Linked DNA regions of Homo sapiens: region 2 is linked to region 1. A link is a loop called in an ENCODE intact Hi-C map of the cell type or tissue named here. Cell type or tissue: prostate gland. All regions are shown on one strand. Each heading gives the region's core, and the rest is flanking DNA. Links, peaks and the distances in the headings are about the cores only.

The links. A loop is a pair of places that touch in the nucleus more often than their neighbours do. Peaks named below come from ENCODE experiments on the same cell type or tissue, not always from the same donor. Only the 100,000 strongest peaks of a DNase experiment are listed, where the experiment ranks them.
Region 2: a loop joins it to region 1, with 6 times the contacts of the local background. A loop is called at or near these places in 10 of 110 quality-filtered maps.

The regions. Positions count from the first base shown.
Region 1 is chr3:125,925,863-125,932,538 of GRCh38, forward strand. It overlaps the pseudogene FAM86JP and the pseudogene ALG1L1P. Among named protein-coding and RNA genes, the nearest start is that of ROPN1B, 40 kb to the right of the region's middle. RefSeq lists enhancers at 5,329-5,829, 5,830-6,330. In prostate gland, for the core only: a CTCF peak has its summit at 3,484 (motif pointing right); a DNase peak (open chromatin) is centred at 3,479.
Region 2 is chr3:125,762,982-125,769,657 of GRCh38, forward strand. LOC112267908 (translation initiation factor IF-2-like) reads left to right here. Exons shown (of 4, transcript XM_047449437.1): 3 at 3,400-3,837. Among named protein-coding and RNA genes, the nearest start is that of MIR548I1, 24 kb to the right of the region's middle. RefSeq lists enhancers at 1-292, 3,628-4,272. In prostate gland, for the core only: no CTCF peak of the experiment used is centred there; a DNase peak (open chromatin) is centred at 3,530; H3K4me3 peaks cover 645 bases.

The DNA of each region.
Region 1 (6,676 bases), core at 1,760-5,759:
CAATGCCTGTCCACGTGGGGCAGCCCGTTAACTACAGAGCCAACAAACAAGCCAGCACACGAAGACACACTAGGTTCCATGACAGAGTCCCTCACAACCTCGCACAGGAGGCTGGCCGGGCGCGGGGCTCAGGCCTGTCATCCCAGCAGTTTAGGAGGCTAAGGCAGGAGGACTTCTTGACACCAGGAGTTCAAGACCAACCTGGGCAATATAGTGGGACCCCATCTCCACAAAACATACAGAAACTAGCCGGGCATGGTTGCGCACACCTGTAGTCCCAGCTACTCGGGAGGCTGAGGTGGGAGGATGGCTTGAGCCCAGGAGGTGGAGGCTGCAGTGAGCCCTGATCTCACCACTGCACTCTAGCCTAGGCAACAGAGCAAGACCCTGTCTCAAAAAGGCAAAAAAAAAAAAAAAAAAAGGAAGTTTTTCTTCAGATACTTACGTGAAAAAATACCTGCAATATCTTTTAAGTGAAAAAAACAGTGCCAAGCAGCACACATAGTAGAAGCCCCCACCCACCTTTTTTTTTTTTTTTTTTTTTTGAAACAGAGTCTGGCTTTGTATTGCCCAGGCTGGAGTGCAGTGGTGCCATCTCGGCCCACTGCAACCTCCCACCTCCCAGGTTCAAGCTATCCTCCCATCTCAGCCTCCTGAGTAGCTGGGACTACAGGTGCGTGCTACCACGCCTGGCTAATTTTTGTATTTTTTGTAGAGTCGAGGTTTCGCCATGTTGGCCAGGCTGGTCTTGAACTCTTGACCTCAAGCGATCTGCTGCCTCAGCCTCCCAAAGTGTTAGGATTACAGGCATGAGCTACTGCACCCAGCCCCATTTTTGTTTAAAAAATAATAATAATCACCCACACATGGTTATGAGTACCTATATTCCCAACTACTCAGGAGGCTGAGGCGGGAGGATGGCTTAAGCCCAGGAGTTTGTGGCCCCCTTGAGCAACATAGCAAGACTTCATCTCAAAAAAAAATTATCACAATAATCATTTTCACATAAGTATACCTATAGGGGAAAACCTGGAATATATATAGAGCAGGCTTGTCCAACCTGCGGCCCAACACAAATCTGTAAACTTTCTTAAAACAGTATGAGGTTTTTTTGTGATTTTTTTTTCTTTTAGCTCACCAGCTATTGCTAGCATTAGTGTATTTTATGTGTGGCCCAAGGCGATTCTTCTTCTTCCAGTGTGGTGCAGGGAGGCCAAAAGATTGGACATCCCTGATATACACGTTAACAGGTGCCATCCTTGGATGGCAGGATTATAGAGACTTCTACACGTTCATGTCTGTACTATTTCATTTTTATAAATACGCATTTTCCACTCGTAACAAAAAACTGTGACTGAAAATCATCCCGGGCCACAGTGTCTCATGCCTGTAATCCCAACACTGTAAGAGGCTGAGGCTTTGGGAGGCTGAGGTGAGGGGATCACTTAAGGTCAAGAGTTCAAGACCAGCCTGGCCAACACGGTGAAACCCCATCTCTACTAAAAACACAAAAATTAGCCAGGCGTGGTGGTGCATGCCTATAATCCCAGCTACTTGGGAGACTGAGGCAGGAGAATCACCTGGGAGGCATTGCAGTGAGCTGAGATTGCACCACTGCACTCCAGCCTGGGGAACAGAGTAAAACTCTGTCTAAAAAAAAATAATAAAAGAGGCTGAGGCAGGAGCATCACTTGAGGCCATGAATTCAGGACCCCATCTCTACAAAATAAAAAAATTACTAGCATGGTGGCACACACCTGTCATCCCAGCTACTCAGGAAATGGGAGGATTGCTAGAGCCCAGGAGTCGAGGCTGTAGTGAGCAATGACTGTGCCACTGCACTCCAGCCTGGGTGACAAAACAAGATCGTATCTCAAAAAAAAAAAAAAAAAAAAGGATCATTCTGGCTAACGGCTCTTCAGACATCTGTGCTTATGAGAACACCAGCCCCTTCTAAGCTGTGTGTGTGTGTGTGTGTGTGTGTGTCTGTGTGTGATTTTTTTTTTTTGAGATGGAGTCTCACTCTGTCACTCAGGCTCGAGTGCAGTGGCACAATCTCGGCTCACTGCAACCTCCGCTTCCTGGGTTCAGGCAATTCTCCTGCCTCAGCCTCCCAAGTAGCTGGAATTACAGGCACCCGCCATCGTGCCTAGCTAATTTTTGTATTTTTGTAGAGATGGGTTTTACCATGTTGGCCAGGCTGGTCTCGAACTCCTGAACTAAAGTGATCCACCCGCCTTGGCCTCCCAAACTGTTGGGATTACAGGTGTGAGCCACTGTGCCTGGCCGCTTTCTAAGCTTTGTGAAGAGTGGGTTGACGGAGCAGCCAGGTAGATGTGGGTTCAGATCTCTGCTTCTGTCCTGCTGTGCCAAGTGCTGGGGCAGATGCGGGTAGAGAGTGGACAGCGGCATGGTGCCCGCTGCTAGCCATTTCTATGCAAAACCAGATTTCTGGTCCCATCCTGGAGGCCAATTCTAGGCACCTGGGTGGGCCTGGGAACCTGTGAACCAAGTAAACTGACTTGGACACCGCCCCCCCACCCCGCCAGGCCTGTCCTAGCAGCCCCACACAATACGCTCATGTCCTGTCCCCAAACACTGCCATCCTGAAACACATGTGCTCTGTTTCCAGGCCAGGCCAGGATCAGATGGGAAGTGGAACCTCGTCATGACCAGAAACTGTTTCCCTATGAAGAGCACTTGGAGATGGCAATGCTGAACCTCACACTGTAGGACTCACACACGACTCCAATGGGATTGTGAGAATCAAGTCACTCTCAAGGGAAGAGGTTTCATATGGGAAAGCTGATAAAACTTTCACTGGACTGGAATGTTTGGAGAATGTTAATTTCCAAATCAGGAACTACAAACTGCCCTCTAATAAGACATCGGCTATCTAAGCGTGTGGGTGCTCCCTTTCTGCCAGCAGTTCTGGTTCTTAAGGAAATCGCCATCACTCAGACATGAAAACTCTGGCTCCAAAAATAGCATTTTCTTTGTGCAAATAAAAACGTGTGTATCAAGTATGTGGACACACTCGGTTCCTCACAAAGCCAAGCCTGCTGCAGCTGCCACATCCCTGGACACACTTGGTTCCTCACAAAGCCAAGACTGCTGCAGCTGCCACATCCGCGGACACACTCAGTTCTTCACAAAGCCAAGCCCGCTGCAGCTGCCACATCCCTGGGCTTACGATGCAGCAGGTGCTTTTTTCAAGACAGGAATCAAAATGTTAGGAACACGGCAGAAAGGTGACACCTGGAGACCAAACGCAGGATAAGGAGTACTGCAGAGGTCACAGGGAAGTCACAGAACAGTAATACGCTAGCAGGGGCATGGGGCATGAAGAACAGAAGAAGAGAGGAAGTGTTTCCGAGCCTCCGGAAAAGAAATCAGAGCCAAGCACAGCTTCCCGGGTCACAGAACCAATTCATTCACCAGGCGGCACCACTGCCGTCATTTCAGCTTCTGGCCACTGGGAGGCGCTGCTCAAAAGGGTTTGCCCTGAGACTCCGAGAAGAAGCTGCGGGAAGGACAGCAGGGGTCCCGGGGTTTTAGCCTCTGGCCCAGGAGTTGTATGTCCATAACCAAAGGGAGCACAGTCTGCACCCAGCTCTCATCCCATCGGAGCTGCTGCGACTCCCGCAGGTTCTTCCAAAACTGGTTTAGCTTGCCTGCAGGATCAGGAAAGTTTGAGAAAAGCATCTGCAAAAAAATAAAGAGCAGAGCTTACCTCATTGCCTGTCCCCACCCCATCCCAGGTCACCACCTGGCTGACCCCAGGTCCCCGACCCAACAACAACCCCTCCCAAGTTCCTAACTCTCTCACTTGGACTCGAGACTCTTCACGCCCCAGCAGCGCTCCGCCTCCAACTTGACATCATGCTTTCTGGAAACTTCCCCGTATGTCCCACTTTCCCACACTTGGTGCCCTGGAGCACCTCCCGGCCTCTAACGTGCTGTATGTTCCCCTGCGAGCACCCTCCTCTTGGCCTCTGGCCAAGTCCCACCCATCTGTGGGTAACAAGGGGGTGTCGGTGTTCTTTTCAGCCTTGCTAAACTCTCTGAATCAAGGATCACAAACTACAGCCTGCAGGCCAAATCCAGCCCACAGCCTGTGTTTGTAAATAAAGTTTTATTGGAACAAAGCCACACCCCTTAATCTACAGATGATCTGTGGCTACTTTCACACCACAACAGAGTACCATGGTTCTGACAGAGACTGGGGGACCCAGTCTAAATGACTTCTGACCTGGACCTTTACTGAAAATCCTGCCAATCATTCTGTTGGCAAGAATGATGTATTACTTTTAGCAATAAGAAACAAGTAACCTTTGCAGAATTCCACCCATCTTTCAAGGCTGGTCCCAGAAGCTCCCTTTGCCCGCCCACCTACCTGATCCTGATCACTTCCTAAACTGCAGCCCGGCCCACCTGGCTCCAGCATCATTTGTGGAGTCTCAGCTCCATAAATCCAGAGGGCAGGTGGGGGTGTGTCCTAACTTTCCCGAGCCTACTGTACCGAAACGGGACAGCAGAGTGGGCCGGCCTCTGTGACCTCTGCTCCCTCCCTAGCTTTTCCGCCAGATCCCACATGGTCCCACCCTGGCTGTGGGAAGCAGGGATCAGGGAGTGTGGCTCAGTGCCAGTCTCCAGAACCCTCCCCACCCTGGCGTGGTGGCAGATGTGGCTACCTGCAGAGCTGCCAGTTCCTCTGAGTCCTCAAAGACCAGGCCATTTTCTTCATGTTTCACCAGCTCATGTAAACTGCAGAGAGAACCAAGGGAGCCTGAGAGCTGCCTGGAGAAGACACCAGACCCCTGGGGTGCCCACCTGGGCTCCCCCCACCACCGCATGCTCAAGCCAGTCTGGGGGTTGGAACAGGGGGTGTGGTTTCCAGGAGCTGGTTCTTAGACTTGGCATCTGAAGGGTATAAAGGCCTGGGGGGGTGCACATCAAAATGGACAAACTGATTTGAGGAGGGAGCCTTAAGGAGGGTTTGTACCTTCTGTGCTGGATGCTCTTCAAGGACTGAAGAATTATTTTTGCATGTTTTTCTTAATTCCATGGCCATGGAACAAGTAAAGACAACACCCTGGGGACTGGCTCAGCACATAAAAGATGACTTTTCTAGGGCACCAGGTTTGATCCCGACATTTCCTGAGCTCAGTTCACATGAGGGGCTCACATCCCTGAATCCCATCCAGGAGCCAGCTCCTGAGCAGGGGCCAAGGGCTCAGCTTGTGCTGGGGCTACTGCTTCTAGAATCTCCTCTAACGCCGCCCTTCCAAACAGCCATCTATGCTGGGTGGAGTGAGGCCACAGCATGACAATCGTTTAACTGATTCAAACCCACCAGGTGAGCTTGGCCAAAAGGGACATGGTGGGAGAGAAAGAAACAAAGAAAACCATGTAAGCCTGCAGGCAATTCCCGCCAATTCTACTCTAGGAGCAAAAGCCCCGAGTGGAGTTCTAGTATTTGGGATGCTTTTCTTTCATACTAGGTTGGTGCAGAAGTAATTGCCACCTTTAATGGCAAAAACCGTGATTACTTTTGTACCAACCTAAATATAACATGAGCTCTAAATGGAAGCAACTACTTCAGTGAGGCTCAGCCCAGCCACAGTAACCGCAGGGCTCCTCCTCGTGGCCTCCAGTGTGTGCTGGACTGACCGAGGGGCAGGGCCTCACTGTGGGCAGCTCGCTCTGCACTGTTTCCTCCTCAGCGGTGGATCTGTGAAGCTATCCCCAGAAAGATTCGGGTTCTGCTCCTACCACTTGAAGTTCACGGCACACACAGGCAAACAGCACCCGAACATGTCCACCACCTTCATGGGCAGGTCCAGGCCACTGGAGGACATGTGCAGACAGACACCCAGGTCCACCGACCCTGCTAGGCAAGAGGGGTGCAGTCAGAGCGCTGGTCTCTGCCCTGGGAACACAAATCTTCCCAGCACAGTGAGGCAACATCCCGAGGGGAGTGAAAATCGGATAAGACCCCCGACAGCCCCAAGCACAAGTGGCTTAAGCTGGCCAAGCAGCCACATAGCCTGGCTGGGACATCTGAAAATGTAAGTTGACACTTTTTCTACTTAACCACAATTTATTTTTGTTGTTGTTGTTTTGGTTTGTTTCCTTTTGAGACAGAGTCTCACTCTGTTACCCAGGCTGGAGTGCAGTGGCACAATCTCAGCTCACTGCAACCTCCACCTCCCAGGTTCACCTCCCGTATGTAATCCCAGCATTTTGGGAGCCCAAGGCGGGCAGATCACCTGAGGTCAGGAGTTCAAGACCAGCCTGGCCAACATGGTGAAACCCTGTTTCTACTAAAAATACAAAAATTAGCTGAGTGTGGTGGGCCCCTGTAGTCCCAGCTACTCGGGAGGCTAAGGCATGAGAATTGTTTGAATGTGAGAGGCGGAGGTTGCAGTGAGCAAAGATCACACCACTGCACCCCAGCCTGGGCGACAGAGACTCTGTCTCAAAAAAAAAGAAAAAAAGAAAAAAAGACACCAATGACGTAACAACAACAAAAAAAAAAGATGCTTGGGAACTACTGAAAAAGTAGAAAGCTTGGTATCTACAGATTCAAATCTGGGCTCCCTGCCCTGCTGTGAAACCCTCTGAGCCTCAGTTTCCCCCATGTCAAGCAGTATAAGACCCTATAGCAGAGAGC
Region 2 (6,676 bases), core at 1,109-5,108, 160 kb before region 1:
GTTGCATTGATTAAAAGTGCTTACCAGGCCGGGCGCGGTGGCTCACGCCTCTAATCCCAGCACTTTGGGAGGCCGAGGCAGGCAGATCACAAGGTCAGGAGATCGAGACCATCCTGGTTAACACGGTGAAACCCCGTCTCCACTAAAAATACAAAAAATTAGCCGGGCATGGTGGCGGGCGCCTGTATTCCCAGCTACTTGGGAGGCTGAGGCAGGAGAATGGCATGAACCCAGGAGGCAGGGCTTGCAGTGAGCCGAGATTGTGCCACTGCACTCCAGCCTGGATGACAGAGCAAGACTCCGTCTCAAAAAAACAAAGTACTTACTGAAGGGGTTTGAGGGCAGTGGTGACAGTGTGAGTTATGGCTTTGCCGGCTGCCAGTGGAGCCATCCGCTCTGCACAGCCGTGCAAGGGTGTTTTGAAAAGTGGCTCAGCCGGCCAGGAGTGACTGGGTGTAAATGTTGCTGCCACAACATCTTGTAGCCTGACTGGGGCCGTGTTTGCAGAACCCCTAAACCACTACACTTGTTCAGGCTTAAAAATAAGCTTAGGTTTTTTTGTTTGTTTTGTTTTGTTTTGTTTTATGAGATGGAGTCTTGTTCTACCAACGGGTTGGAATGCAGTGGCATGATCTCGGCCCTGTGCAACCTCTGCCTCCTGCGTTCAAGTGATTCTCCTGCCTCAGGCTCCCGAGTAGCTAGGACTACAGGGGTGTGCCATCATGGCCAGCTAATTTTTGAATTTTTAGTACAGACGGGGCTTCACCATGTTGGCCAGGATGGTGCGATCTCTTGACCTCGTGATCTGCCCGCCTTGGCTTCCCAAAGTGCTAGGATTACAGGCGTGAGCCACTGTGCCTGGTCAAACATAAACTTACTTTCTTACCTCTTCTGCTGAACTCTATTTGCTTCTTTTCTCAACTTCTGCTGAACTCTATTTTGCTTCTTTTTTTCTGGATAAAGCTCTTCTTTATCCAGAGGAGCTTTTAGCAACAAAGTTAACCAATGACCTTCCCTAGTCTCTCCTTGCAACTGGCTCTCAGCGGGGGGGTGGGGGGGTTAGGAGGAAATCCTTGACAGAACCAATTTACATGACTGTTTGGAGGACTCTCGCTAGCTCCAGGAGGTGTTTGCATTTTTAAATTGGTTACTAGTGTCAGAATGTTTCATGAGTAAGAGCACAGCCTCTAAGTTGGATACCCTGAATTTAAATCTCAACATAGCCATTTTGTATATAACCAGAGGATGGATTTGGGGACCCAATGGACCTACCATGACATGAACTTGCACCAACATTCACCTGACTTCCAAAATGTCTTTTCTGACTGGTAGACCCTAGTCTCGCCCTAGTGCCAGTTCAGAGCCTGTGTCCAGTGATCCTGCACAGGTCCCATTAGTTCCTTTTCTACTATTCAGTCATCCTGGTAAAAGGCTGTGTATTCCCTTGGGGGCAGGCTGGGAGAAAGATTGACAGTATTAATTTGTGGCATTGGAGCAGAGTCCTTTCTGGAGGGGACCTGGCTTCCCATTCAGACAAGGGACTCTGGGTCTGTGAACTGGCTTATGTCTGGGAATTGACTGGGGACTGTGACTCTGTTTTTATGATTCAGATTAGACTTCTGCTCACCTGACCTAGAATTCTTCTGCAAACACAGATCCAGTAAAAATGTGGCAGGCTTCTTATCTATTTCACTTCTAGGAATGCCATGATCAGCTGGCACCATATGTCTCTGCGAGTCAGGCTATTCTGGCTGCAGCTTTGACTCTGCTGTCTTTTATGGTAACTTCATCCACCTTGCCTTTGGGGATTGAGTGCTCTGATCACTTGGCCCCAGCCTCTGTAGTGTGCCTATGTCACTTACCCTCTTTATACCTCAGTTTCCTTCTCTATAAAATGGGCATCCTCATTGCACCTACCCCCAGGGCTGCTGTGAGGTATAGATGGATTAGCATATGGAAAGTAATAGAAGAGGGACTCAAAGCCCATGTGTTCTTATCAGAATTATTTCGTGACAGGGGAGAGCTGGAGGAGAGAGGAAGGTGCTGAGCAGACCCATGTGCTCCCCCACCAGTGATTCCTGAGCACCTACTATGTGCTGCCCACTGTGAGAGCTGTTAGGGTTGAAATAGGGAGCACAGCAGGGTAGGGGCTGCAATCAGGAGCTTAGTGGGGAGACCATTGTGCAACATGTTTCCAGAGCTTGGGGTGGGGAAGCTCAGGGAGTACAGGGACCTAGGATCCTGGGCAGAATCATGGAAAGGACACAGCCTCCCCAGCCTCTACTGCCTCCACTGCCTCCCTGGCCTCCTCTGCTTCCCTGGCCTCTCCTGCCTTCCTGGCTTCCCCTTCCACCCCGGCCCTCCCCAGTCTCCCCTGTCTCTCCTGCTTTTGAGGTGGGCCAGGAGATGCTGGTGTTCACTTAGCCTGTCCTGGACTCTGGGTGTAGCATTTCGATGTCCAGAAAATACCCCCGGCTTCAGCTCATCACACAACCAAGGAAGGAGCTCCACACTGACACTAAGGGTGCATCCTGGGCTCATTCATCAGGGCATGCCTCCAAAATATTTCTCCACGTCTCCTCCCTTTGCCCACCTGCATTGTCTCTGTGCCTCAGCCCTGGCTGGGGGCCTGCAAGGATCCCCTATCTCCTCTGCCCCTGCACAGCTGGGTCCCAGGCAATCTGTCCCCCCACCACACCTCTCTCACCTTGCCCACCATGCTCCAGCCCCACAGTCCTCTTTCTGCTTCTTTCCCAGCCTCTGGGCTTTTGCACACGCTGTTCCTTCTGCCTGAACACCCTCCACTGGGCTGAGAACAACTCTCTGAGACCTCTCTCAGCTGTTGTTTCCTTTGGAATAGCCGCTGCTGCTGGCCCTCTCCCAGCTCCAAGACCTGCTGAGCCTCCTGTCTTTTTTAGTTCCCATGCCCCCAGCACTTCTTCTTGGCCTCCTTTGGCCCAATTGACAATGTCCATTCTCAATGCCTTCTCACCCAGCACTGAGCCCCACTGGGTGAAGGCAACGCCTGTCATGTTCACCACAATATCCCCTCCCCCATCACCACGCCTGGTCCACAGAGATGCTCAAAAAAGATCTGTTGGTAGGCAATGCGAAGGTGCATTCATGTCATCCTGCAGGCGGAATTCTCCACGAGTTTTGAGCAGCCTCAGTTTTCCCACCACCTCCAAATCATGGAAGACGCAGGGTAAGAGCAAAGACAAGGTGGCTGTGGCCGATGTCCACCCTCTCGGGGCGTCCCTTCTCTTCTCTCCTCCTTGGGCAGGGAGACCATCGGGGTGCAACCTGGCTGGGGCGGGGAGGAGGTGCAGGGCCTGGCCAGAGCGGGCCTGGCCACAGGCAGGGGACAGCGACTGCTTGGGCCTGGGCAGGTGAGCGCAGCGCAGGCCAGGGCCCGGCGTGTCCGCGGTGAGCGCGGGCGGCCAGCAGAGGGCGCCAGAGAGCCAGGAGCGGCCCGCGGAGGAGTCCGCGCCCGCCCTGATGCCCAGCTCCGCGCCGCGCGGACCCACCGAGCCCGCGTTCAGACGCCCCAGCTCCGCCGACAGGCCGCTCGCGCCGGGTCCTTCCTCTTCCCCAGGTGCAGGCAGAGCCCCCAGAGCCATGGCCAGCCCTTCCGGCAGCTCCGAAGCCACTGGCAAGCCCCGAGGCAGGGATGGCGGGCCCAGGAGGGAGGAGGACGACGTCCCTCCCGAAGAGAAGAGGCTGCGGCTGTTGCTGGAGAGGGGAAGCGCGCAGCCCGAGGACTGCGAGGACGGGGAGGACGCGCCGCGGCCAGGCAGGAAGAAGACCGGCACCCAGACAGGTGGCGACGGCAGAGGAGTAAGTGACGTTGGCGCGGGGGTCCGGGGGTGCCAGGGGCGCGGGGTAGGGGCGGCGGGAGGCTCCGTGGCCGGCCCTGGGTTAAAGTTGGTAATTGAGCGGCAACTCCGGCGGGCGCGGAGTGACAGCTCGTGACGGCCTCCGAGACGCCAGCTGCCCCTTCTCGGCTGTGTGGCTTCGACTTCCTGATTCTCCCACGACGTCCCTGGCCGGGAGACCCGCTGGACTCTGCGGCTGGCCAAAAGGGGAGGGGGAGCCCCGCGTCCTGGGGGCCCCTAGCGGAAGGGGCGGGGGTTGCGCTGGGCATCCTGTCTGGGGCATCTGTCTGGGACTCTGTTGGTGCCTCTCACCTGGCGAGGGGCCTGTGGTGTGGGTAGGGGGGAAGTCCCTGCCATGCTTGGCCAAGCCCTGCTCTGCTGGGCTGCGGGCTGGCGGCGCTCACCCAGCTCCTCACCTGTCCCTCATCTTCCTGTTTTTCTTCCCTTTCTGGTTGGGCAGCGAGAGTTGAGAGAAGGCAGATGGCTTCCATCCCAGAAATCGCTCTCCTCTTTCCATCCCTACAGAGAGGGACAGGGAGGCAAAGTTCCTTCCATCCCCCGGGGCGCTGTCCCTGTGAGCTCCCGGTGTCCTGCACACGTGGGCCCCTGAGTCACTGGGTCTGTGTGTGTGGGATGGGGCTCCGTGGCCAGCCTGTCCTCCTGGGGTTCACTTTCTGCTTTCCTACGCCAACTCTTCCTGTGTGGCTTTGCTGGCCTTCCACTGAGGAGGCACATGGGTTTGGAGGGCAGATGAGGTCCCACTGGAGAGCTGTAACCCTCAGTGAGGGCCGCCACCTTGACGGTTTTTGATGGATAATGGGGTTGACTTCTTTGTTCCTTCCACATGTTTTTATGTTTGACCATTTGCTCAGCTGAACTTGTCTTAATAATTGGATTCGTGGTGAATGAGCCCCACATGGGCGAGAGGGTGGCCTTCATTCTGAACCCATTTAGGCAGCACGGGCGGCCCTCCTCGCCGTGGGCGGCATCAGAGCCCCCCCCTGCACAGTCTTGGGGTTGCTCCCGGATGCTGTCTGGGAGGCTTGCTCATGGTGACATCCTCATCTCTCCGTGCACGTTACCGCATTCAGAGCTTGGGTCACCTGGACACTGAACTCAGATGAATTCTCTCTGAGATCCTGGGAGAAGGAGGATAGTTCTGTGGAAGGTTTTCCAGGGCCGATCACGGAAAGGATGAGAGGGGAGAGGTCCTGGTCGGGACACAATTACGGTGGCAGTGTAACGCCGGGACACTTTATTGCATGAAGTCCCTCTCACTCCCTCTACCTCCCTCTTTTACGTGGACTCTGCCAAAGACCAGGATACCAGAATGCAGTGGAGTGACCAAGTGTAGTGGGACCTTGGGAACCCGAGTCTGGAGCCAGGCGGCTGGGGTTTGCATCCTGGTTCTGCCCCTCCTTAGCTGGCTGACATGGCACAAGCCACTTACCCTCTCTGAGCCTTACTGTCTTCAGTGGCAAATGGATCTGTCAACAGGCCCCATTGCCTGGGGTTGTTACTGCTGAGATTAAGGGAAGCTCGTCCATAGAAGCACTTAGCCTTGTGCCTGGCACATAGTGTATGGTGGATAAATGGGACTTAGGACTAAAACTCATGCCTTGGTGTGTTTTTGCAGTGATGTTTTGTTCTGGGGTGCATCAAAAGAGACAAGGTTCTTGGTTGGGCATGATGGCTCAAGCCAATAATCCCAGCACTTTGAGAGGCTGAAAAGGGAGGATCACTTGTGCCAAGGAATTTAAGACCAGCTGGGCAACATGGTGAAGCCTCATATCTACCTAAAAAAAAAAAAAAAAAAAAAAAAGCCAGTTATAGTGGTGTGTGCCTGTAGTCCCAAGTACTTTGGAGGCTGAGGTGGGAGGATTGCTACAGCCTGGAAGGTCAGGCTGCAGTGAGCTGGGATCTTGCCACTGCACTCCAGCGTAGGTCACAAAGTGAGACTGTTTCAAGGAAAAGAGAGAGAGACAGACAGACAGACCCACAAGAGTCTTAAGCCAGAATCTCCATGTTAAAATGCTTTCTGGAGGCTAAAAGGATGATATGTTGATAATGAAATATTTAAAAGGCAGAAACCCCACTGAATTGTTTGGTCCACAGAGGGAAATGGGAATCGCATGACCTGAGGCATGATGGAGGAACTGAACAGAAACCATCCTTGTTTCCTTAATCTGAACATGGCACGCTCTTTTCACGGTGCCTGTATCTGCTCAGTCTGGCGGCCCCTCGAAAAGAGGGAATCTGGATTTTCAAACTTAAAATTTGGCCCAAAGCCCACTGCTGCCCGCAATGGCCGCCAGACACATTCCTCTTCCCTTTTAGTTTCTATGGGAATACTCTCTTTGAAGAACCCATGAAGCAGTGTCAGGCTGGTGTGAGGACCAGCAGTGATTTCTTTGAGGAGGAGAGCCCGTTTCTTCACTCACAGGCCATGTCTGAGTGGATCAAGAAGAACAGAGTGCCCTTTTATGAGATTTTGTCTGCGTAGACCATTAGCTTGGTAAAAATGTCAAAACCATCCTCGTTCTTTAATAGCAGATTATTTTGGACTTTTCTCTGCAAGAAGCAGCATAGGCATTCAGATGCTTTTAAGGATAAAATGTTCTTTCTCATCACCAGGCCTGGTGCTCTGGATGGCTGAGGTTTTACTGTGACTTGGTGTCCCTTGGAGTGGCTCCCAGGCTGTGCTCTTGTGGTTGGGTGGCAAGGGGTTGCTTTATTCGGTGGTGGCTAGAGGACGTTTTAGCAGATAAATCGGGACCCCAGGAGCCCCTGAGTGCCAAGTC